Linked DNA regions of Homo sapiens: region 2 is linked to region 1. A link is an interaction called in ENCODE POLR2A ChIA-PET data of the cell type or tissue named here. Cell type or tissue: Panc1. All regions are shown on one strand. Each heading gives the region's core, and the rest is flanking DNA. Links, peaks and the distances in the headings are about the cores only.

Region 1 (12,108 bases), core at 2,627-10,626:
GAAAACTGGTAAACTGAACTTCATCAAAATTAAAAAACTTTTGTTCTGCTTAAGACCCTGTTAAAAGGATCAAACATAAATTACGGATGGGGAGGAAATATTTTCAAGGCACATAGTTAACAAAGGTCTTGTATGTAGAATATATAAATAAAGCTTTAAAGTTCAACAGTAAAAAAAGCAAACAATCCAACCAGAAAATGGGCTAATAACATACACAGACGTTTCACAGAAGAGGATATACAAATGGCAACTAAACAGATGAGAAGATGCTCAATATCATTAGGCATTAGAGAAATTCAAATTAAAACTGCAATGAGATATCATTCCACTCCTATCAGAACAGCTAAAAGCTAAAAGTAAAAAGTAGTGATAAATGCCACTGGCTGATGTGAATGTGGAGAAACTAGATCACTCATGTATTGCTGGTCAGAATGTAAAATGGTACAGCCACCCTGGAAAATAGTTTGGTAGTTTCTTTTACAGTTAAAAATGGACATACCCCTTTTTAATGATTCAGGAATTACATTCTCAGGAATATACCCCAGAGAAATAAAAACCTATTTGTACACAAACTTTTCTATGAATGTTTTTAGCAGCTTTGTTCTTAAGAGCTCCAAATTAGAAACAACCTAAACTATCCTTCAATAGATGAATGGTCAAATGACCTGCTGTATGTCCATATCATGTGTCTTAGTTTGATCTGCTGTAACAAAATACTGTAGACTGTGTAATTTGTAAACAACAGAAATGTGTTGCTCATAGCTCTGGAGGCTGGGAAACCCAAGATCAAGTTGCCGGCAGATTCAGTGTCTGGTCAGGGCTTGCTCTCTGCTTCATATGATACCTTCTACCTGCATCCTCAGATGGTAGGTAGGAAGGGTGAACTAACTCCCTCCAGAAGCCTTTATAAGGACACTAATCACATTCATGAGGTTGGAACTTCATGACCTAATTCATTATTCTCATAGGTCCTATCTCTTAATACTGTGGCATTGGGAATTAGGTTTCAAGATATGAAATTATGGGAGGACACAAACACTCAGACCATAGCACCACAGACTACTATTAAAAGTAGAAATGAATGGACTGTTGGTACACACAACTTGAATGAACCTCAAGGAATTTATGCTAAGTGAAAAAAAGCACATACACTACATGAAAAAGTATACATACTGCATGATTTCACTCATGAAATAATATAGGGAACATATTAGTAATTTCCAGGAGTTCAGGATGGGTATAGCTATAAAGGGGTGCCGCAGGGGATCTTGTGATGGTATGGTTAAATATACGTACGTATATATATATATACACACACACACACACAAACACACACACACACACACACACACACACACACACACATATATATATACACACATATTTGAGACAGAGTCTGGCTCTGTTGCCCAGGCTGGAGTACAGTGGTGTGATCACAGCTCACTTCAGCTTTGACCTCCCAGCTCAAGGAATCTTCTCACCTTGGCCTCCCGAGTAGCTGGGACCACAGGTGTGTGCCACCACACCTGGCTAATTTTTGTATTTTTTTGTTGAGACAAGGTTTTGCATGTTGCCCAGGCTGGTCTCAAACTCCTGGGCTCAAGTGATCCTCCCACCTTGGCCTCCCAAAATGCTGGGATTATAGGTGTGAGCCACTGTGTGTGGCCTAGTTAAATATGTTGGTTGTGGTGGTGGTTACATAAATCTACACTTGTGATAAATTTGCTCATGTGACACACACACACACACACAAATGGTGATATCTCTGAATAAGTTCTATGGATTGTACCAATATAAATTTCTTGGTTTTGAAATTGCTTTATATACTCATTCAGGATGTTAACATGGAGGGGAAGCTGGATGAAGGGCAAATGGAATCTCTCTGTCCATTTCTTTGCACTTTCCTGTGAATCCTTAATTATTTCAAAACAAAAAGTTTAAAAAAAAAACCAAAAAGCAAAAACAAACCACGACTGCTGAGCCCTGCCCTGCAGTTTTTGATTCAGTAGATCTGGAGTGTGGTGTGAGATTTTGCATTTCTAATAAGTTGCTAGGTGATGCTGCTCCACATGTTGAGAACCTCTTCTTTTGGCCCTGAGGGAAATATGAAGACAAAAAGTAAGAGTTTCTATGGTCAAGTGTTCATAATTTAGAGAGAATAAGATAAGTAAAGAAATAATTGTAATGCAAGTAGGTACAATACAGGTGCTAAAAACAAGATAGTTCTAGGAAAATTTCAAGGAGGGACAGATTGAAACCAAAGGATCAAGGAAGACGTATAGAAGGGGTAACATCTGAGATGGATATGAAAGGATGAGGAAAATGATAAGATGCACAAGACTTGGAAGGGCATTTTAGGCAGAGTAATTGCATGGACTAAGGCAATGGGAGAGAAAAATATCATTGAATTATCCAGGAAAGAAAGATTGATATAGTTTGAACAGAGTGTAAGAAAAGTGCAGGGGGTTATGTACAACCAGATGAAAAGGTTAGGTTGTAATTGAAATTATGTTCTAAGATTGGGAGTAGTTTTGTTAATAAACACTAAAATACAAAAATTTGAACTGGTTCAAATTTGCTTGCTTGTTATGTTCAAAATTTAGTGTGGTACACAAGAACATACGTTTTAGAGTCCCACAGTCATTGGTTCAAATTTACCACCCTGACCGTATTGGCTTCATCATATTAATTCCCTCATCAAAAGGAGAAAACAATGCCTGCATTAAGGATTGTCATGAAGCTGACATTAATAACCCCAAAGTGCTTACTACCATGCTTCCATAAGTGATAACTATTGTTATTATGGTTATTAGGAATGTAAGACAAGTTATTCAGTGTGGAGCACAATATATAGATATTTTGCCTTAGTTGGTATGATAAGGGACATCTTTCCTGAAATATTTGTGACATGTATACAGAGTTCATGCTTTGAAATTTCCATATATACTTCATTAAAATTGCTCAAGCTATTAACACAATGTACTCTATATTCAAATAGTTTAATTATAATAATTGTATCTTATGTGTTTCATCTAATCCAAAGGTTACAATTAGTTGTACTTATTAATAATACCCGATAATAGTAATGACCTAAAATTACATAATAATTTTCTCTTAGTTCTTCAAGCAAAGACATTTCTATTCATATGCTTACTTAAATGTTGCCATTTTAATATGACCAATAACACTGTGATAAATGACTTTAAAATAGCTAAGACAACTTTCTGGACTCATCTTTTCCCCATTGGCCTTCCTGTTCTTGTTTCATTTCTGCTTCTAAAGCACATTGGAATCACTTTAGGAGCTTTTAGAAATCCTGATGCCCAAGTCATGCCCTACCCAGTTATCAAAATATCTGGGGGTGGGTAACAGGCTCCAGGATTTCAGGAGATGCCAATGCAGCAAAGGCTGAAAACCTATGATTTAAAGCTTAGTAGTGCAGCTTTCAGATCAACAGTCAGGTGAGAACATAGAACAGATGGAGTGAAACTAGCAAAGCGCTACGAGTGAGCAGCTGATGATCCAGTTTCCAATGCCTGGGCATCAACTATGAATCCAACCATATGGGTATCTGCAAGCCACTATATTGAGAAGTATACACAAAAGAGTGTAAGACAAGCACTGACACACCGTTCAATTTATATAGATTCAACCATATAAAAAAAGAATAAACCATACTAAGTAGAGTTAAATGGCAAAGAAGTATACCAGAGATCAATGTGAAGGTTTTGAGGTTGACTGGTGGAGTGATTTAGTTTCTGCACACTTTTTTTCTTGAATATGTGTCTCCAAATACCTATGATTATTTCCAAATATGGGCATTCTGTTATGTTGCTGCCCTTATCAGGAATGTCCTCCCTCCCCTGTTCTATTTCCAAGACCCTCATGATCAACAATACCCCAGGTTTCCCTCTGCATTTGTTATCACATGGATCATCAGTTACATGTTCTTAAAGCCTTTCATGTGGTTCATGCTTGTCTTCAGTTCTCTGTGCACCCTAAACTTCAGTGTCTTCCATAGCCCTTCTGTCGGCTGGGCTGGAATTATCCCAGCATTGATCTTTCTTTTGAAGAGCATTATAGGCTTTAGAGCACAATTACCTCATCAACCACCTTCTGTTGAAGATATCAGTTACTTGGAGAATGCTCTTGGCCTTGAACAGAGTAAGAAAATAAAGAATATGTAAAACACACACACACACACACACCCCCCTCTGTGTTAATCACTAGAACTTATTTTTCCTCTGATCACTATGATAGTCTCAATCCAACTATAAGTGGAACAGAAACAATAAATTCTGTGTTAATATTACTAACGTTGTATGACTAGCATGCTACTCCTGAATCCCTGTTTTGTCTTTCAGAGTGGGCCTTTCAGAGTTGGCTTTTAGTGGAGACAAGATTTATTCCCTGTCACTTCAGAGACTTGTAGGGTGAAGACACATAATAGGGGCATGATAGATGCTGGTTGAATTGAATTCTTTAGTCTTAGAGAAACCCTGTCATTGAAAGAGAATATAGTTAACTTTAAGAAGACAAGAAGTATTGCTTGCAAGTTCTTATTGACATGTTTGAGCAGAGTGGATTAAAATACCTACCTGCTGATACAATTAATAATCTGCATTATTTTATTTTATTTTCTAATGCAGGGCTGATTCTAGGGAGAATAGAAATTCAGAAAACCATGTCTTTATTCTCTCCTCCTTGTGACTTGATACTTGTCCCTTGGCAAGAGGCCACAGGACCCCTTCCCTCATTTCTGTCTCAGGCTTGTTCTCCCTGTGTAACTGCTAAGCTCTAGACATTTCATGATTTTTCCTCACCTTCACAAAAAAATATAAGGGTACAGATCTGAAGCTCCATTCTCCCTATGCCACTCTTGCTACTTCCTTGAAATTGGTTAATGAGATAAATAGTAGACATATTATTTGTTTAATAAAACCAAATCCAGGCTAATGTGTTCTTGAAAAAAGGTTAAACCCTCGACCCCCTTTACATCCCCAATAATTCAAGGGCATTTAACTATTGTCTTCTTGAGACTATACCTTTGCTTAAACTCAAAAAAGTGATTTTTATAATGAAACTTTTAAGTCAGGAAGAATAGACAATGGTGGTCTTTTTATAGAAAAGGAAAAGTGAGGCCACACATGGTGGCTCACTCCTGTAATCTCAGCATTTTGGGAGCCCAAGGTGGGAGGATCACTTGAGGTCAGGAGTTTGAGACCAGCCTGGCCAGCATACAAAAAATACAAAAATCAGCTGGGTGTGGGGGCAGGTGCCTGTAGTCCCAGCTACTCAGGAAGCTGAGGTGGGAGAATTGCTTGAACCTGGGAAGCGGAGGTTGCAGTGAGCCAAGATGGCACCACTGCACTAAAAAAAAAAAAAAAAAAAAAAAAAAAAAAAAAGAAAAAGAAAAGTGAAGGTAGGTGACGAGTATTTGTTGAGTGCTTCCTCTGTGCTAGGCATTTTATTGCAAGCTATATGCATATAATATCATTAAATCCTCACACCAGCTCTGTGAGATAGGTCTTATTATTATGCTAATTTTATACATGAGGAAACTGAGACTTCAGGCAGTAACCTCCCAAGGTAAGAAAGAGCAAACAGTGATACTGAAGTCCACTTTTATCTCAATGTGTTCTAAAGCTGAACGACTTTTCAGGTTTCAAAGTGAGGTCCAGCTGTTGCTGTAAGGAGTATAGACAAGGCTTGGTCCTCTGTCATTCAATCATCAGGGTCTCCTAGTATATGTGGGGCTCCCATCTGTGAGTCTTTACCTGCCTTTATGTGAGACTGGACCCAGAGCTAACTTCCTCAGCCCCATATATAGGTGTGTGCTGCAGTTAAACATGACTGCCTGTGGGGAGGGTGTCAGGGGCACACACCACAGAGCACCCTGCTCCACATAGCTGTGGAAGGAACAAGAAAGTTTCCTGTGGTACTTATTTTAGAAACTTTGAAGGCCAATTAAAAGAAAGGCATTGGCTGCCTTTAGAAAGCCACTTTAGTTGAGCAAGAGGTTGTTTTCCATCCAAAAGGAGGTGACGCAGTTCCTGTTAGGAGTATAGGACAGGGTTCATGAACTCTTGAGCCAAGGCAAAGTGAGAACTTCATCAAGGACACCCTGGAGGTAGAAAGTCACATCTTAGAACGTCTATTTAGAAAGAAAAACTTGTCACTTCTGTCCCAACTAGTGCATAGGCATTCAGAGACGTGGACTTTCCCCTCCACCACCCTCAAGCCTTAAATGGGTCATCGGGAGTAAAGACACCTAGGATGGGGAGAAAGGACAGGTGACCCCTCTCTTTCAACCCCATGTCCTTCTCAGCTGGAATTCTGTCCAGGCTCAGAGAAGGACTGACAAATTCAAGTGATCAAAAGCCATGAAAAGGGTCAGTGGTCCTCTTACTGAATAAATAAGTTTTCTTCTCAGAATTCTCCCTTCCTTGTCTCCCCCAACAGATGAAAGAAGTGTGGGCCTGGAAAGCAACTCAGATAGCACAGTTAGAAACAAAGCTAGAGATAATCATATGGAAAAAATCAAAGTGAGCTTCTAGTATGAGTGTCAACAAAAGATGAGCAAAGTGTCAAAGAACGAGGTGGAGCCATCTAGGTTCCAGTCATTGTTTGGGATTTGTGTCTCCTTCTTTCCCCCTCAGGGCTTTCGCTTGCTCTGCTCCCACCATAAGTGGACTTTCTGCTTGCCTCTGCTGCCCAAATGCATCAAGGACAACCATCCTCTCTGGCTCCCTGCCTGAATCTCCAGTACTTATTTCTCCTCTCCCTTAACTGGTCCCCCAACCTCAGCTCACGTTGTCACAGCTCCTCTGTACCTGCTAAGTACTCCCGTCCCTGTGTCTCTGTCCTGTCCTAGTTTGCTTTTCTCATTTATACTGCAGTTGTTTCAGGATTTGTTTTGAATGTGGGTGAATCTCCAAACTCTAATGGCCCCCAAATTCAAGTGGAGGTTGCAAATCACACTGCCCACTCATTTGGGGCTTCCCAAATTCTCTTTCTCTTTCTTTTATTTATTTTTGTTTTTATTTTGAGACGGGGTCTCACTCTGTTGCCCAAGTTGGAGGGCAGTGATGATCTCGGCTTATTGCAACCTCTGCCTCCCAGGTTCAAGCAATTCTTTTGCCTCAGTCTCCCAAATAGCTGGGACCACGACTGGCTAATTTTTGTATTTTTTGGTAGAGATGGGGTTTTAGCATGTTGGCCGGGCTGGTCTTGAACTCCTGACCTCAAGTGATTCACCCGCCTTGGCCTCCCAAATTGCTGGGATTATAGGCGTGAGCCACCATGCCCGGCCTCTCTCCTTCTTTTAAAAATGAAACCTAGTAGGGCTCCTGTGCTTTCTGTCACAGTCCTTTTGCTCTTCTATCCTGGAGCACCACCTGAAACAGGCAGGAACAATCAGCCATTACCAAAGACAGATTCGTTTTCACTTGTGAAACTGCTGTTGGTTGTACAATATTTACAGTCGTTTGGAGCATGTGTCAGCCTAAGCAAGTATGACAGAATCAGTGTGACAGGAAAATAAAGATTTGTATTTATTCTCTCTGTGCGATTCCATTCCCCTGACTCCTCCCCACACAGCAGGTAACCAGCCTTTTTCCAGCAGCAAAAATTGCTTGGAGCTTCTATTAGTTTCTGAAGTTGAGTTTTGTTGTGAAGTCTAAGCTCACTGAAGACATTTTGCTGGGTGTTCTGAGAGGGAGGGGAAGCTTTCAGTGGTCCTAAGAGAGGAAAATGGAGGAGATGCTTGCAAAGAGATTCTTGGGAAATAGTTGGAATATTGATGGGGGCCTGTGGGTCATTCCAAGTTGTTGTCCTGGAGTGGGGACAACACCTCAGAGGCTTAGGAGCTTCCAGGCAGAAGCAGCAGGACCTTGAAATATGAGAAAATCCTTTGGGTTGGGAGACTGGGCCTCTTTGATAACCAGAGTGAACCAGCAGCTGGAGAAATATCTTAGATAATTTCACATCATGTGAAAATGATGACAATGATGATGATAGATATATGCTGCACAGCTAAGTGCCAGACATCATTCTAAGACACTTATATATATTAACTCATCTATTGTCTAAAAACTCTATGAAGTAGTTACTATCATATCTCCACTAGTCATCAAAGAGGTTAATTAAGTTACCCAACATCTCACGCTAGTAAGTGGCAGGACCAGGATGCAAATCTAGGTGGTCTGGTTCTAGAGCCTTCAGATAATGTCATTTTTACCTCTCTAAAAGGAGACCTTTGCATGACCTTGAGTTGGAGGTGGCAGTGAGTAGGAAGAAACAAAACCCCATAATGATTAAAATTGAATTTCCCACCACCTGCTGGGATGGAGATTGAGTTTTATTTAGGTTTATAGAAAGGAAATAAAGAAATGTGACTTTTTTTGTATTACTAGCTTGTGGACCAAAAATCAAACCTTTTTCATATATAAAAAACTTATTTTTAAAATGCTGTATTAACATTACCACCAACAAATACAAGGCAGGAAATTGACTTCAGACTGCATGATTCATTTAATCTTGCATATTTTGTTCTCTCATCAGATCTAGATCACCTACTGACTCTCTCTAGCTGTAGCTCTCTAAAGAGACTTCTCCCCACTGAGACCTAGCGGGGCCAACACAGCTAGATGTGGATATAAGCTGTGTGCTCTGAAAAGATGGGTGCCATGGTAACCTCATGAACAAGGAAGGGTCGGTGATTCTAAGTCATGTGGGCAGGCTTTTGTAGACACACATACAAATGCATATTCATTGATTAAACAATTTCCTAGTGTTTTTTTTTTTGTATTTGAACTGTATCATTATACGAACACAAAACAAAAAACAATGTGAAGAAAATTTCTTTCTATTTATCACTAGCTTGAGGGTATGATTTAGACAATATTTCTAAAGAGAAATGAAAGAGGAAGAATAATTTAGACACTACAGTAAAGCTATGATTTCAAGAGGGTTGTGAGCTGTGGGATAAGTTGTGATGGGTGTTGGGGGCCACCTCAGGAGAACCAGTTTGCAGCCACATGGATTCTCTTGCGGTTCTTTGAATAGGTTGAGTTTTTCTTGCCTCTGGATCTTTGTACTTGCTGTGCCCTTTGTATAAAAAGCTCTTCCTTCACTTTTCTTTGTGCCTGGCTCCTTCTCAGCCTTCCATGACCGTGCTTTCTAAAATAGGTCCTCTCTCCCTGTTCTGCCTCTCAGCATCCTGCCTGCTTCCTTCATAGCTCTATCATAATCTTAAAGTGGTATTTGCTTACTTCCTAATCAGGTTATTTATTTATTTGATCTGCTCCCCACTCCCTGCTCCCTGCCATAATATAAGATCCATGAAGTTAGAGACTGTTCTCTTTACCCCAGTACTCAGCTTAGTGTTTGTACAGAAAACAGTATCGATTAATATGTGTTGGATAAGGTGCAAATGGAACTCCCAGGAGTCAGGCTTGGCTGTACAATTGGTAGTTCCTTTTCCTCCCCTCAGCAGTGCTGCACTTGAACAAAAACCTCTCTGCTTATACTCACTTTATCTCATCTAATCCTTTTCACATTATTATCTTGGTTTGGCTGGGCCCTAGGCTTCTGTTTTGTAGATGACTGTTACGTTTGCTCCATGTCACCCTGATTCTCCACCACGGCTTTTGCCTCTGGTTTTTGCTGTGTGACCTGATTTCTCCCAACTCCTGCTGCTTTCCTTCTTAGCAATGGCTCCTGTGACATTGTCACTGACTTGACTGGATTAGATTCCCATAGCAGATGCATTCCAATTAAAATTAAAAAAAATTTAATTGAACAAAAATAAGCTATACTTTCATAAAAAGAAAAATAAAAACCAGATTTTAACATAATTTTAATTAAGCTCAGCTTAAATTTTTTATTCTTATTTATTTATTTATATTGGAGACAAGATTTCTCTTTGTCACCCAGGCTTGAGTGCAGTGGCACAATCATGGCTCACTGAAGCCTCATCTTGCTCTCAAGTGATCCTCCTGTCTCAGCCTCCAGAGTAGGTAGGACTACAGGCACACTCCAGCCTGCCTGGCTAATTAAAAAATAAATTTTTTTGTAGAGAGAGTCTCACTATGTTGCCCAGGCTGGCCTCAAACTTGGCCTCACATGATCGTCTGCCTTCAGCCTCCCCAAATGCTGGGATTACAGGTGTAAGCCACCATGCCCAGCTGAGGTCATCTTAATTAGACAATTAAAAATAATACATGGGTTGGTTATTCAATTCCATACTCCAATTATAAGACTTAACGAAACTATTTATTATGAACCACTTTTGAAAGTTTTACTAAAAAAAAAAATCTACATTCAGGATATTCTTCCAGGAACTCAGAGTGCCCAAATTCTTTAATCAATTTATGTGATGAGAAATACACCTAAAATGACCTTACTAAACCCCACCACTAGTTGGAAATCAAGACATGGAAATTCTTATCAGGAATTCAATGACTTTCTCAGAAGAGACTAAATCTTTATCACTAAATGCCCTTCATTCTTAGCAAGGGATTTGGGATTTTGAATGTCATCTAGAAGGAAAATTCCTTTCCTAAAAGGACAATTTCCTTTACTTTGATTGGTGCCAGTGTTTCTATTTTCGTGTCTAGACTGAAACCACATTATCTTCCTGCTACCTAGTTTTTGAACTCTTTCAACACCCTCTGCCTCAATGGAGAATAGAACCAGCCTCAGAAACTTACTCTTATCTTTGTTGGTGTCCCTTCTGTGCATCAGATGGAGGCTTTACATTATGTTTGGAGGGAGCAGGCGGGAGGAGCAGCTGGTATGAGAAGTGAGCAGCCTGACAACAGTAAAAGTGAGAAGCTTGTGAGCATGTGTGTGTGCACGTGCGTGTGTGTGAAGAGAGAGAAAGTGCCATAATATGAAAATTTGCCCATAAATTGTAAACCTTGCAGTCTGTTCTCCAGAGCTAACAGTACAGTAAATGTGCCAGGTAAAAAGTCAGTGAGACCCTAGACGTTGTGAAAATCAGAACAGCAGAAATTTGGATTAATATTTGTTAAAACAAAGCCCAATTTACAAAGAATTTCAGTGATACATTATAGCATTATGTTTTTCATTGTTTCTTTTAGATATAATTCAATTTACATATTTAATTTACTCAGAATACTTTTGTGCCCTTATACTGTGTCTGGTTCTGTCACAGCCTCTGGGGATGACAGGGAACAAGACAAAGACTATTCTCATTGAATTTACTAATTTTATTTTCTTTTCATTTTGAGACAGGGTCTCATTCTGTCACCCAGGCTGGAGTGCAGTGGTGTAATCTCAGCTCACTGCAACCTCCGCATCCCAGGATCAAGCCATTTTCCCACCTCAGCCTCCTGAGTAGCTGGGACTACAGGTGCGTGCCACCACACCTGGCTAGTTTTTGTATTTTTTTGTAGAGACAGGGTCTCACTGTGTTGCTCAGGCTGGTCTCAAACTTCTAGGATCAAGCAATCTGCCTGCTTTGGCCTTCCATACTAATTTTTTTTTTTAATGGCAGAACACTGAGGCTATTTGGGATTGCTGTAACTGTTGTTTTTACACAGTGAAATAAACATTGTCCCTTTTTCAAGTTTGAATTATTATTTTTTAAGTTTCAATTATAAATAAATTATTTTAACATTAGGTTTGTTGTTGCAACAATGCATTTTATAGAGCTATCTAATTGAAATCTTTCAACTTTTTATCTGGAATGTTACCTGAAATTGAAAGCCTACATATCTTTTCAAACATTAATGTTAGCCCAGGATGACACATTTAATTGGAGATTATAAACTATAATTTTTATCTTTTTCATTTTGTGAGCCATTCATTTTTATTCTATTGTATTTAAATCTAATTAAATGATTAATTTGAATAGGTAATATATAAACATATTACAGCATTAAAAATATGCACAGAGACATGAATACTAAGAGTACATTTCCCTTACTTCCTCTCTCCTGGCCAGCTTCTCCTCCCTGTAGGCAACCTTTGTTATGAGTTTCTTATATATGTTTAGAAAGATATTCATTACGTAAGCAAGCATATGTATGTATGTGTATATATATATTTCTCTGCTTCTGCAAACCCAAAAAGAATTATAAT
Region 2 (12,108 bases), core at 2,206-10,205, 57 kb before region 1:
GGCTTCCTCCATACTGTTCTTGTGGTAGTGAGTAAGACTCAGGAGATCTGGTGGTTTTATCAGGGGTTTCTGCTTTTGCATCTTCCTCATTCTCTCTTTGCCTGCTGCCATCCACATAAGACAGGACTTGCTCCTCCTTGCCTTCTGCCATGATTATGAGGCTTCCCCAGCCTATAAGTCCAAATTAACCTCTTTATTTTGTAAATTGTCCAGTCTCGGGTATGTCTTTATCAGCAGCGTGAAAAGGAACTAATGCATCCTGCTCTTGCTAGCTCTCACTTTCCTGTGCATGGGAAGAAGGTCTTTGCTTCCCCTTTGCCTTCTGCCATGATTGTAAGTTTCTTGAGGCCTCCCCAGCCATGAGGAACTGTGAGTCAATTAAACCTCTTTCTTTTATAAATTACCCAGGCTCCAGCAGTTCTTTACAGCGGTGTAAAAACAGATTAATACAATAATTGGTACCACACAGAGTGGGGTACTGCTATAAAGATACCCAAAATGTGGAAGCAACTTTGAAACTGAGTAACAGGCAGAGGTTGGAACAGTTTGAAGGTCTCAGAGGTCTCAGAAGAAGACAGGAAGATGTAGGAAAGTTTGGAACTTCCTAGAGACTTGTTGAATGGCTTTGACCAAAATGTTGATAGTGATATGGACAATGAAGTCCAGGCTGGGGTGATCTCAGATGGAGATGAGGGACTCATTTGGAACTGGAGCAAAGGTCACTCATTGTATGCCTTAGCAGAGAGATTGGTGGCATTTTGCCCCTGCTCTAGAGATCTGTGGAACTTTGAACTTAAGAGAGATGATCTGAAATTGAAACCTATGTTTAAAAGGGAAGCAGAGAATAAAAGTTTGGAAAATTTGCAGCTTGACAATGTGGTAGAAAAGAAAAACTCTATTTCAGGGGAGAAATTCAAGCCAGCTGCAGAAATTTGCATAAGTAATGAGGAGCCAAATGTTAATCTCCAAGACAATGGGGAAAATATCTCCAGGGCATGTCAGAGGCCTTCATGGTTGCCTCTCCCATGGTTGCCCCTCAGAGGCCTGGAGGCCTATGAGGAAAAAATGGTTTTTGTGGGCTTGGCCCAGGGACTTGCTGCTTTGTGCAGTCTTGAGACTTGGTGCCTGGCATCTCAGCCATGGCTAAAAGGGGCCAACGTACAGCTCAGGCCATTACTTCAGAGGGTGCAAGCCCCAAGTCTTGTTAGCTTCCATGTGGTGTTGTGCCTGTGGGTGTGCAGAAGAGAAGACCTGAGATTTGGGAACCTCCACCTAGATTTCAGAGGATGTATGGAAATGCCCGGATGTCCCGGCAGAGGTCTGCTGCAGGGGCAGGACCCTCATGGAGAACCCCTGCTAGGGCAGGGCCAAAGGGAAATGTGGGGTGGAGCTCCCACACAGAGTCTCTACTGGGACACTGCCTCATGGAGCTGTGAGAAGAGGGTCACTGTCTTCCAGACCCCAGAATGGTAGATCCACTGACAGCTTGCACTGTGTGCCTGGAAAGGCCGCAGACACTTGCCAGCTGTGAAAGTGGCCAGGGAAGGGGTGTGGGGTTGTTACCTTCAAAGCCACAGGGGTGGAGCTGCCCAAGGCTGTGGAAGCCAGCCCTTTGCATCAGTGTGCCCTTGATGTGAGACATGGAGTCAAAGGAGAGTAAGAGCTCTTTGGAGCTCTAAGATTTAATGACTGCCCAGCTGGATTTTGGACTTACATGGGGGCTGTAGCCCCTTTGTTTTGGCCAATTCCTCCCATTTGGAATGAGCACATTTATCCAATGCCCGCAAACCCCATTGTGTCTTAGAAGTAACTAACTTGCTTTTGATATTACAGGCTCCTAGGTGGGAGGGACTTGCTTTGTCTCAGATGCAACTTTGGACTCGAACTTTTGGGTTAATGCTGGAATGAGTTAAGACTTTGGGGGATGGTTGGGAAGGCATGATTGTGTTTTGAAATGTATAAAGGACATGAGATTTGGGAGGGGCCAGGGATGGAATGATATGGTTTGGCTGTGTCCCCAACCCAAATCTCATCCTGAATTGTAATCCCCAGGTGTTGAGGGAGAGACCTGGTGGGAGGTGACTGGATCATGGGAACAGTTTCTGCCATGCTGTTCTCGTGATAGTGAGTGAGTTCTCAAGAGATCTGACGGTTTTATGAGACAGTTTTCCCCGTTCTTGCTAGCTCTCTCTTTCCAGCCACAATACGAAGAAGGTCTTTGCTTCCCGTTCGCCTTCCGCCATGATTGTAAGTTTCCTGAGGCCTCCCAGCCATGGGGAACTATGAGTCAATTAAACCTCTTTTCTTTATAAATTACCCAGTCTCAGGCAGTTCTTTGTAGCAGTGTGAACACAGGCTAATACTTCATGTATTTCGGTTTTGAGGATATCTTTAATGACATGAAGTTGTCAGCATGTTTTCCGAGAATGAGAAACTTAAAAGCAGTTTCTCTCAAGAATTAGAGGGACTTCACTTGAAAGTCGGAAAAAAAATGTTTTAAAAAGTGATACATTTATTATGTGCCAGGAACTCTTCCAAGCACTTTGCAGGGATCAGTTAATTTATTTCTCACACTAGCTCTAAGTTGTAGTGCTATTATTACCCCTGTTTTTATAGTTAAAGAAACTGAGGTATAGAAAAGTTAAGTATCATGTACAAGATAATATCCCCAACATCTGGACATATGTTTTCAATTCACTTTCACAAGCCTGGGGGTGCTATATCAACTATGCTTGTACCAAAGTCACATGAACTGAGACTGTAATTGAATAAGGCACTTAAGTAGTACCTCTGCATAGAGGCTACTCTCAATGAAATTCTGATTATTTTTTCTCTCTTAAGGTGGAAGCCCTTGCAAAACTTAACCTTAATAGCTTATCAACAGTTTCCCCTCAACATTGACACTGAAGTTAACAAGTTGTTTATTAAGGAGCTTTTGGAGTCAAGTATCAGAAATTTCCATAGTGCCTGGAATATCCTATTTGTTAAAAAATCAGATTACAGTTTCTAGAATTCCAAGAATTATATCTAATGTTGTTTGTGATATTAACATGGTAATAGCAGAAAGTGAACTTACAGAAAGTTTTTATTTCAATATAGTGATAGAGGAAAAATATATTTCTTAGGCAACTATAAAAATGACCCTGGTCATCATCCTACTGAAGATAGAACATGGAAAACCCATGATGTTCTTTGTAAAAAAAGAAACGCTTCCAAGCTTCTAGGATTATTTGGTTTCTAACATTTTTTTCTTCTTCTTCAAAATGTGTCATTTTTGTCACACGTTCTAGAAAGACCCTCTGTGGTGTTGGGCTTCCAGTAGAAGAGCATTGTTCATAGTCTCAAGTTAGTATTCATTTCTGAGTCAGAAATGGTACATTATGATGAGCATGAACCTGTTTCTTATTACTGCTGCTCTCCCAGCAGAGATAGAGAAGTACTAAGGCACAAAATGTGAGAGGCATTGAGTTCTCAATTGCTTCCTAATCAAAACCAGTGTCATCCATAGAACATAAGGCCAACAAAGAAATCCTTGCTGTTATCAGCAGGGCCAAGAAGTTCTACAATCACTTCTGTATTCACGCTTTTAATTTTGTATTTATCACATGCCTCTTTGGTGATCCTTTTATAAGGATAATCCCATGCCCTACATTAGGTCACTGCGTAAGGAGCTCTGGAGTCTTTTGTTAAGTGCATACATCCTTGAGCTTATTTATGAGCTGGAGAGAATTACTTTAAATGCTGATGTCCTAATCCTTTTGCCATAAGTGAACTTGGATTGTGCTTTACTATACTGGCTGGGAATTCTGACATTTTATAACTCCCCTGACTCACTTTGTCCAGATGACTAAATAGATGATGGTAGGTTTTTCAGATCACCTCTATCTTACACTGAATGTGGATGGCGTGCCTGAGAAATCTAAATAACCAAATGTATAAGTTATATGCTCCAAATAGATGCCTTGTGTGGGAAAATTACATTGTTTCTCAGTGCCTATGAGGGTTCAATAACTGTTGACTAAGTGTATCTAAGAGGGAATCTTCACATTACCCTAGTAATATGATAAGATGTATATCAAGACATTATTTCCTTGAGCATTGGCTAGAATCTACATCTGGTAGCCTGGCTTTGAGTCAGATTTTAAAATGGATGGTAAACCAATGTAGCTCATCTATGTAATAAATATTTATCAAGTACCCAATATATGCCAGGCTACTTAATATAAGTCATCAATGTATTAATTTTAAGTAGTAAGAGACCAGAGTCTTTTGATTATTGCAGGAAAAGGGCTTTACTGAATTTTGGTATATACCTAATTAAAAATACACAAAATACTGCGAGTTTCATCTCAAACCTATGGAATAAAACCGAATAGCTTTGAGGTAGGCATGTCAGACACTTTTATTATTCTTTATATTTTATCCCAGTTTAATCATCCTCAAGTAAATAGTCATACAAAGTATAGCACGGTTTCTTAAGGTAGGTCTTAAATTGAACTTATTAGGTCTTTTTTGTTTTGTTCAGCATTTCCCCATAAGTTCACTAATAGGATCTAGTATGACCATCCTGGGTTTAAATTCTGGCTCTGTCACCTAACCTGGGGTAACCACTTAAACTTCCTGAGCCTCAGTTTCTTTATCTATGAAATGGTTAAAAATAAGTTTATTACTCTTAGGCCGCAAGTAATGTACAGAAGTTGTTGGGAATTTATTAAAATAATAGGCAACTTTTAACTGGGTCTTAAAAGATGATTAAATTTTTAAAAATGTACTAATCAACACACATGCAAACACACACATACACACACACAAAGGTAATAGACTTTCTCTAGGTAAAGAAGAAGGAGAAGAACATTCAGGTGGTGGAAATGTCACATGTTATGTAAGAGAAGAGTATAATATTTAAAACTATAGGCTTGACATGCTGGCTCACGCCTGTAATCCCAGCACTTTGGGAGGTGGAGGCGGGTGGATTACCTGAGGTCAGGAGTTCAAGACCAGCCTGGCAAACATGGCGAAACCCCATCTCTACTAAAAATACAAAAATTAGCCAGGCACAGTGGTGCACACCTGTAATCCCAGCTACTCGGGAGGCTGAGGCAGAATTGCTTGAACCCGGGAGGCGGAGGTTGCAGTGAGCCGAGATGGTGCCACTGCACTCTAGCCTGGGTGACAAAGTGAGACTCCATCTCAAAACAAAAACAAAAACAAAAAACCTATACTTTAGGGGTCAACTGGTGACCCCTAATTTGGATTATGCACACCTAAGGGGCATGTACACTGCCATTTAGTCACAAGCCTATACTCTAAGGGTATAGAGAAAAAGCTTTAGCTATTTTTAATCTCTCTTCATTACTATAGGCTTAAAATACATGTATATTATTAGTTTCATGCTAGTTATATCGACTTTCATTGGTGAAATTAGTGGCTAGCTAATTAGTCACTAATTAGCCATTCAAGATATTAGAAATGGGCTTTCAGTAGTTATATTAGTGGTGTTCAAGGTATGTAGTTTGGTGAATATATTTTTGAGACACTCCTATCTTGCATGATTAGGTATAGAAATTTAGCAAGGTCTCTGTCTCTTACTCTTAAGAATGGCATATCAGATGTAACCCTCAATCAGTTCTGGGTGTAAGGGCTTATTCTCTGATTCTTGGTTGCCAGAATTGGAGTAAATACAGTATATTCAGTATACACAATATATTCAGTTAGCTGAATCCTGCTACCAGAATGTTGTTTCACATGCCTCTGGTGAGGTATTATGGACAAAATCTCAAACTGCACTGAAGTTCAAGTTAAATATGCTGTTTCACTCTTATGTCTGCTTGCTAATTAATGTCTGTTGTGGAAGAATTTGGTATGAGTCTTACTTTAATTATAACCAAGAAGCCAGGTTGTGGGGTAGTAGGTAACTCTCACCTACTTCAAATGTTTTCTGGGGCTATCATTAGCTACCAAAAAGCACCAGACTAGGTTAGCTTGGGTCTAATGTGAATGAGCTTGGAGCCAACTAAAAAGGCACAGAGCATGAGCGCTCAGGGAACAGCCAGCAGTTTAGAATGCTTGGAGTCTGGGAACATTGTATGCAGGGAGAAAGGTAGTACGGAATGAATTTAGAAAATAAGTTTGGGGCCACCTGGTGGAAGAGATGTGTGTTTCGGTCTCATAAGTGTATTCACAAAGGAAGGAGTCAGGTTTTTTAGAAGGTGAGTTCCATACTTCAGACTTGCTCTCTGGCTGCCATGTGGAGGGAGAGAGCGCCGTTAGACTAGGGTTTAGTAAACGATGACCTGAAGGACAAACCTTGCCTGCTGTCTGTTGTGGTACAGCCTGTGAACTAAGAACGGTGCTTGCATTTTTAAGTGGGGGGATTAAAAAAGAAGAAAACTATTTCATGCCATGTAAAAATTATATGAAATTCAATCTCTATGTCTATATATTAAGTCTTGTTGTTGGATTACAGCCATGCCCATTCCCTGTCCATTACTGCTTTAGCTCTGCAACCGGGGAGTTGAATAATCACAGGAACAGGATGGCTCTCAAAGCCTAAAATGTTTGCTGTCTGACCCTTTACAGAAAAAGGTCACCAGTCCTTCTGTTAGACCAGGATTGCCATAGCCCATGCAAGAAGTGAGAGAACAGGTGGTGAAGGAGTGGGGCAGGGACTTCCCTGGGTAGAATTATTTAATATAAGAATTAGATTGAATTTTGGTGGTGAGGGAGTGCCTGATGACTCCTCATCCTCCTCGTTTGTCTTGTGACGCTATAAAATGAGGAAGCATATTCGGGAGAAGAAATAATTTGGTGAGAGAGGAGAGGTAGACATTAATTTGGGCTGGGCTTATTGAATCTGAGCTACCTGTGGAAAATCTAAGTAGAGGAATCTCATATGTATGTCTTGAGGGATGTTGGGACTGGAGAATTGAGGTTTATTCATTTCAGGTCCTATTTGAAAGTCAGATCTTTTAAGGTTAGGCAGAGGAAGACAAGCCAGAGAAGGAAGAGAACTGGAGGAGAACACTGTTTTAAATAGAAATCAAAGATTAAGAGCTCTTGCTTCAAGAAAGGAATGACTAATAGTGTCAAATGCTGCAGAGTTCAAATGAGCTGAATATTACACTCAGCAAATGGCCGGTTATTGGCAGGATTAAGCAGTTTTGCTAAAGTTGAGGATTGCCTGCTTAGCAATTCCACTTGATCTCATGGCTACCTCAAGTCAACATATTCTAATTGGAACTCATCGCTTTTCTGATTCTGACACCCTACCACTGAAATCAGTGTTTCCTGTCTTGGGGATGACACTGTCATTTATCCAACTGTCAAGCCAGAAACCTGGGGGTCAGGCTGGACATGTGGTTATCCTTCACCCCAGATAGCTAACCAATTACTAAGTCACATTGATTCTATCTTCTTAATATGTCTTCAACATGCCCAGGACTCTATTTCCACTGTCATCCCTAGAATGCAGTTATAGAGTCTCTCTGCTGGACTCCTATAACAGTGTCTTAACTGTTCTTTCCCATCTGTCCTCCTCTCTCCTAATTTATTCTCTACTTAACGGCCAGAGAGATCTTTTTTTTTTTTTTTTTCCACACAGAGTTTCATTCTTGTCGCCCAGCCCAGAATACAATGGTACAATCCTGGCTCACTGCAACCTTCGCCTCCTGAATTCAAGTGATCCTCCTGCCGCAGCCTCCCAAGTAGCTGAGATTCCAGGCACATGCCACCACGCCTGGCTAATTTTGTATTTTTAGTAGAGACAGGGTTTCACCATGTTGGTCAGCCTGGTCTTAAACTCCTGACCTCAAGTGATCCACTCACCTCGGCCTCCTCAAGTGTTGGGATTACAGGCATGAGCCACTGCGCCCAGCCAGGAGATCCTTTTAAAAGCAGTGTGATCAGGTCCCATCCCTGCTTAAAGTCATTTTCCTACCACCCTAAAAGTAAAGAACAAATCCTCAGTGTGGCTCACTGGGTGTCCCACAAACATCATTTTGTACCATTTCCCCCTGAGTCTCTACAGTAAAGTCACACCAGCCCTCTTCCAGTTCCTTGAAAACACATTTCCTTCTACTTCAGGGACTTCCCATCCATTAATCATTTAGCTTGGAACATTTTCCCCACTTCCCCTTTGTGTAGTTAATACTTAGGAACTCTTTGCCTATTAGTTTATGTCACATCGTCTGCAGGGAATCCTCCAATTTCCCAGTCTAGTCTTGTCTTCTTATGCACTCTCACAGCTCTGGAGCTTCTTTTCTACTGAGAAGCGAAGGTATTGTCTAATATCTGTTTTCTCTTCTTGAAATCAGGAGCTGTGTCACCCGCCTCACCTCTGTGGCTCCAGTGTCAGGGTCAAGCAGTGCCTTTTCACTCAATGATTCCTTGTGGAATGGACGTGTAGCAAGAATGCAGAAATGGAGAGTTCTGTATGTTTTGGTCCCATAAGTTTTCTATAAGTTTGGATTCCAAAGGGAAGGAGAACAACTTAATAATAGCAAAAGTAGATTCAAAATAGCAAATAAATTCAAAATAAAGGTTTTTTTTTTTTTAAATAGATGGGGAAGACTTGAATCTATTCTAGAGTAAAGGAATTCAAAAGGAAGAGAAGTGAAGTTCTGAGAGAGATGGAGTGAGGGGTAACTGGAGAAGCAGGGAGGGGGGGGAACGTAGAGGTCAGCTGGAAGGTGCAGCCCTGGGAAAGAGGAGAGAGCTGCCTCCTGATGCTCAGGGAAGTGCATAAGAATTAGGGTCACAATGGATAATTGTGAACATATTATGAAGACATTTGGAAGCAATTAATACTTGGGCTCAGTTTTCTCCTAGAAGTGGGAAGCTGTTATGGATTGAATTGTGTTCCCCAAAAAGATTTGATAAAAGTCTAAACTTCTGGTAACTATGAATGTGACCTAATTTAGACATAGGGTCTAGGTGTAACTTCATAAGGTCATTTCGGTGGGACCTAATCCAATACAACCTTATAAAAAGAGGAAAATGCCATGTGATGATAGAGGCAGGGACTGGAGTCATGCAGCTGGAAGCCAAGGAATGCCAAGGATTGACGGCCACCACCAGGAACTAGGAAGAGGTGAGACAGGATTCCACACAGTCTCTCAGGGAGCATGCCTGTGGCTATCTTGTTCTCAGACTTCCAGCCTCTAGAACCATGAGACAATAAAATTCTGTTGTTTTAAGCCATCCAGTTTAAGCTACCTTGTTATAGCAGCCCTAAGAATCGAGTACAGATTTATGGCCATTTTTTTGAGTGGTGTAGAGCATAGTGTTGTCTTGGGGACAGTGATGAAGATATAGAAAAGCCACTGTGGGAAAAGACAGAGGGAGCTGATTTAAATCTAGCTGAATATTTCCTGAACCTTTAAAGCCATGATAGGGTGATGAAATAAGAAATAGAAATTTAAAAGACCATGTGGAACAATGGAAAACAACAAGGTAAATATCATTGTTAAAGTATTAACTTTAGCTATACCGGTTGGGCACGGTGGCTCACGCCTGTAATCTCAGCACTTTGGGAGGCTGAGGTGGGTGGATTACCTGAGGTCAGGAGATCGAGACCAGCCTGGCCAACAGGATGGAACCCATCTCTACTAAAAATACAAAAATTAGCTGAGTATGGTGGCACATGCCTGTAATCCCAGCTGCTGGAGAGGCTGAGGCAGGAGAATTGCTTGACCCTGGGAGGCAGAGGTTGCAGTGAGCCAAGATCATGCCACTGCACTCCAGCCTGGGAGAAGAAGTGAGATTCCTTCTAAAAAAAAAAAAAAAAATTTAGCTATACCCTGTCAGCCAAGTCTAAAAATACATAATGTGGACACTTCTCTTTATTTTTAAGAAAGAAGTGTAATGATTCTTAAAAAAAACAAAACAAATATTTTCTTGGTGTTGGTTTCTTATTTGAAGAACTGAGAATAACATAGTAGCAACAGATTTCATACAAAATGTAGATTCAACTCTTTTAAGCATCTACTTTGTGTCAGAACTCTATGTTACCTCATTTACTTTAATCATTACTTAATGTAGGTACTTTGTTCTCTTATTAATCTGAGAGCTGAATTTTAAAGATATTACCCAGGCAGCTTGAGGATATTGCTGATCCTGAAATAAAGGTCTCTGAACTCCCTTTAATTTCTAATACTTTCAATTCCTCATTCCACAATATAAGGTTGCAGGAATGTTTCTCAGGTAGATATTTCTTAAAGGAATTGCTAAATGCATAACAATAAAATGTAAATTCAGTGAAGATAGGTCTTCAGTGGTTTAAGTCTATGTAGTCCAAGTAAATAGCTTTCTGGAGATCTATTTTGATAAAGAAGACAGTTTAGAATACCTAAAGAGAGGAATGGATAAACCATCGTGCTCAAAAATCGCTTCTCCCTGTTGTATTTTGACAGAATCCATGGAGCAGTCTGTTCAAATTAAATTCTGGCAAAAATCCTAGAGTGCAAATATCTGGCATTACTGCTTGAAAGGAGACTCACATGGTTCAGATATCAGAATGCACTAGGCCAGTTTAACCTTCTATTGAAAGTTGAAAGCCTGACTTGTGTTCTTGCTTGGATGGAGGGTCATCTCACCTCTATGTCCTAATTAAAAATTTATTGAGTGAATAAGTTAATTTAAAAATTCTATATTAGCAATATTAGCTCAGAAATCATACGATAGATGCTATGTTGTGGCTATTTAGAGCAGCATAAATGTTCCTAGCCTTGCTGCTATTGAACATTTCTGATTTCATTGCCTGATCTGAAGGTCAAGGGCATGAACTTGATGGAAAAAAAATCCTCCTTTGGGGAATCATTAGAGGAAGTTTGCCCCAGTTCACCACCAGTGATCACAGAGGAGGGGGTACAAATGGTGCACAAAGCATACTTGCCCTTCAGTGACCCTCAAAGCACCCTGTGGCTCCATGTGTCTTTGACCAAGTTTATAGCCTTCCATTGCCCTTTGTGGCTATTGTGAAGCACCCGGGGGAGAAAGATGATCTCAGGTAGCCAGGACCCAAACTGTGCAAAATTGTCAAGATCACAATCAACAGTGCTGATTATTTACATGCAGCACCAACCACATAATCTTTATCTGTGGGATCAGGAACCACATTGACATATATCATCCAGTGCTGCTTTTTGAATCGCAGCTCCTGGGCATTAAGATGGAAAGTAATAGGAACCCCATAGGGCTGTGGATTGTGTAGCAACGTATTTTTTTTTCCAGAGCTCTGTAAAGTACTGTTGGGTAAGCTTAACATCTGATTAAATCAGAATATCTAATGAATTATTAAAATATAAAACACCACATGCAGGCTTCTTGATGACTCTGAAAACTTCTCAGCTACAATATAAATATCTCCTCCATACTTACAATGCTTTAATAGCCAAAAACATGCTACCAACTACTCTTTCACTATCACTCTTTTATAATAGTAATAAATTATATCTGAATTTTAAAAGAAAGAGCTTTGACATTTATTTTACAAATTCATGTAACTTTTTTGGTTTCTCTCTCTTTTGTTTTTGGTGCTTATAGGGGAGCATGGATTAATGGGACAGAGGTAGGAGTCTGGGATATTCCACTGATACATTATCCTAAAATGCCAAATATATTTATTTACTCAAATGAAATTCTTGAGATGGGATAAAGAGTAGGCAGGAGAGAATGAAAAAAAGTGATAATGTGATAAGTTTCTATCTGAATCAAATAAAAGGACATGCCCATTTTACAATGGGTATTATGTAAATGAAACAACACACTAATTGTTAATTAACAGTTTTTGCAAACAGCCGTGAAAAGATTGAATTCGTTAAACAAGATTGTTGTTATTGAAATCAGTAGAAACTATCATAAAGAAAGCTGAATAACAATTTGGTGAAAACTAGTTAGCTTTTCTGTTAACAATAAGAAAAATTTGTAAAAGTGATGTATTTTGTAACCATTTAAGGTAAATTTGTTACGTTTTCCACAATGAGAAGTAAGGAAAATCATTAAAGAAAAATATCAAAGGTAGACAAATTTTTTGGTGTAACCTATTGTGAAAAAAATTTAATTCAGAGTACATAGCCTTTTGACCTGTATTCCCCTGACTGGGTTAAAAAA

What was found. ChIA-PET counts read pairs that join two places held together with the same protein. Peaks named below come from ENCODE experiments on the same cell type or tissue, not always from the same donor. Only the 100,000 strongest peaks of a DNase experiment are listed, where the experiment ranks them.
Region 2: POLR2A ChIA-PET joins it to region 1 with 10 read pairs; 2 of 35 experiments call an interaction of 5 or more read pairs at or near these places.

The regions. Positions count from the first base shown.
Region 1 is chr4:149,948,267-149,960,374 of GRCh38, reverse strand. No RefSeq gene overlaps it. Among named protein-coding and RNA genes, the nearest start is that of DCLK2, 120 kb to the left of the region's middle. In Panc1, for the core only: no CTCF peak of the experiment used is centred there; no DNase peak of the experiment used is centred there.
Region 2 is chr4:150,004,743-150,016,850 of GRCh38, reverse strand. No RefSeq gene overlaps it. Among named protein-coding and RNA genes, the nearest start is that of DCLK2, 68 kb to the left of the region's middle. In Panc1, for the core only: CTCF peaks have their summits at 5,948 and 6,149 (motif pointing left); a DNase peak (open chromatin) is centred at 6,130; H3K27ac peaks cover 2,311 bases.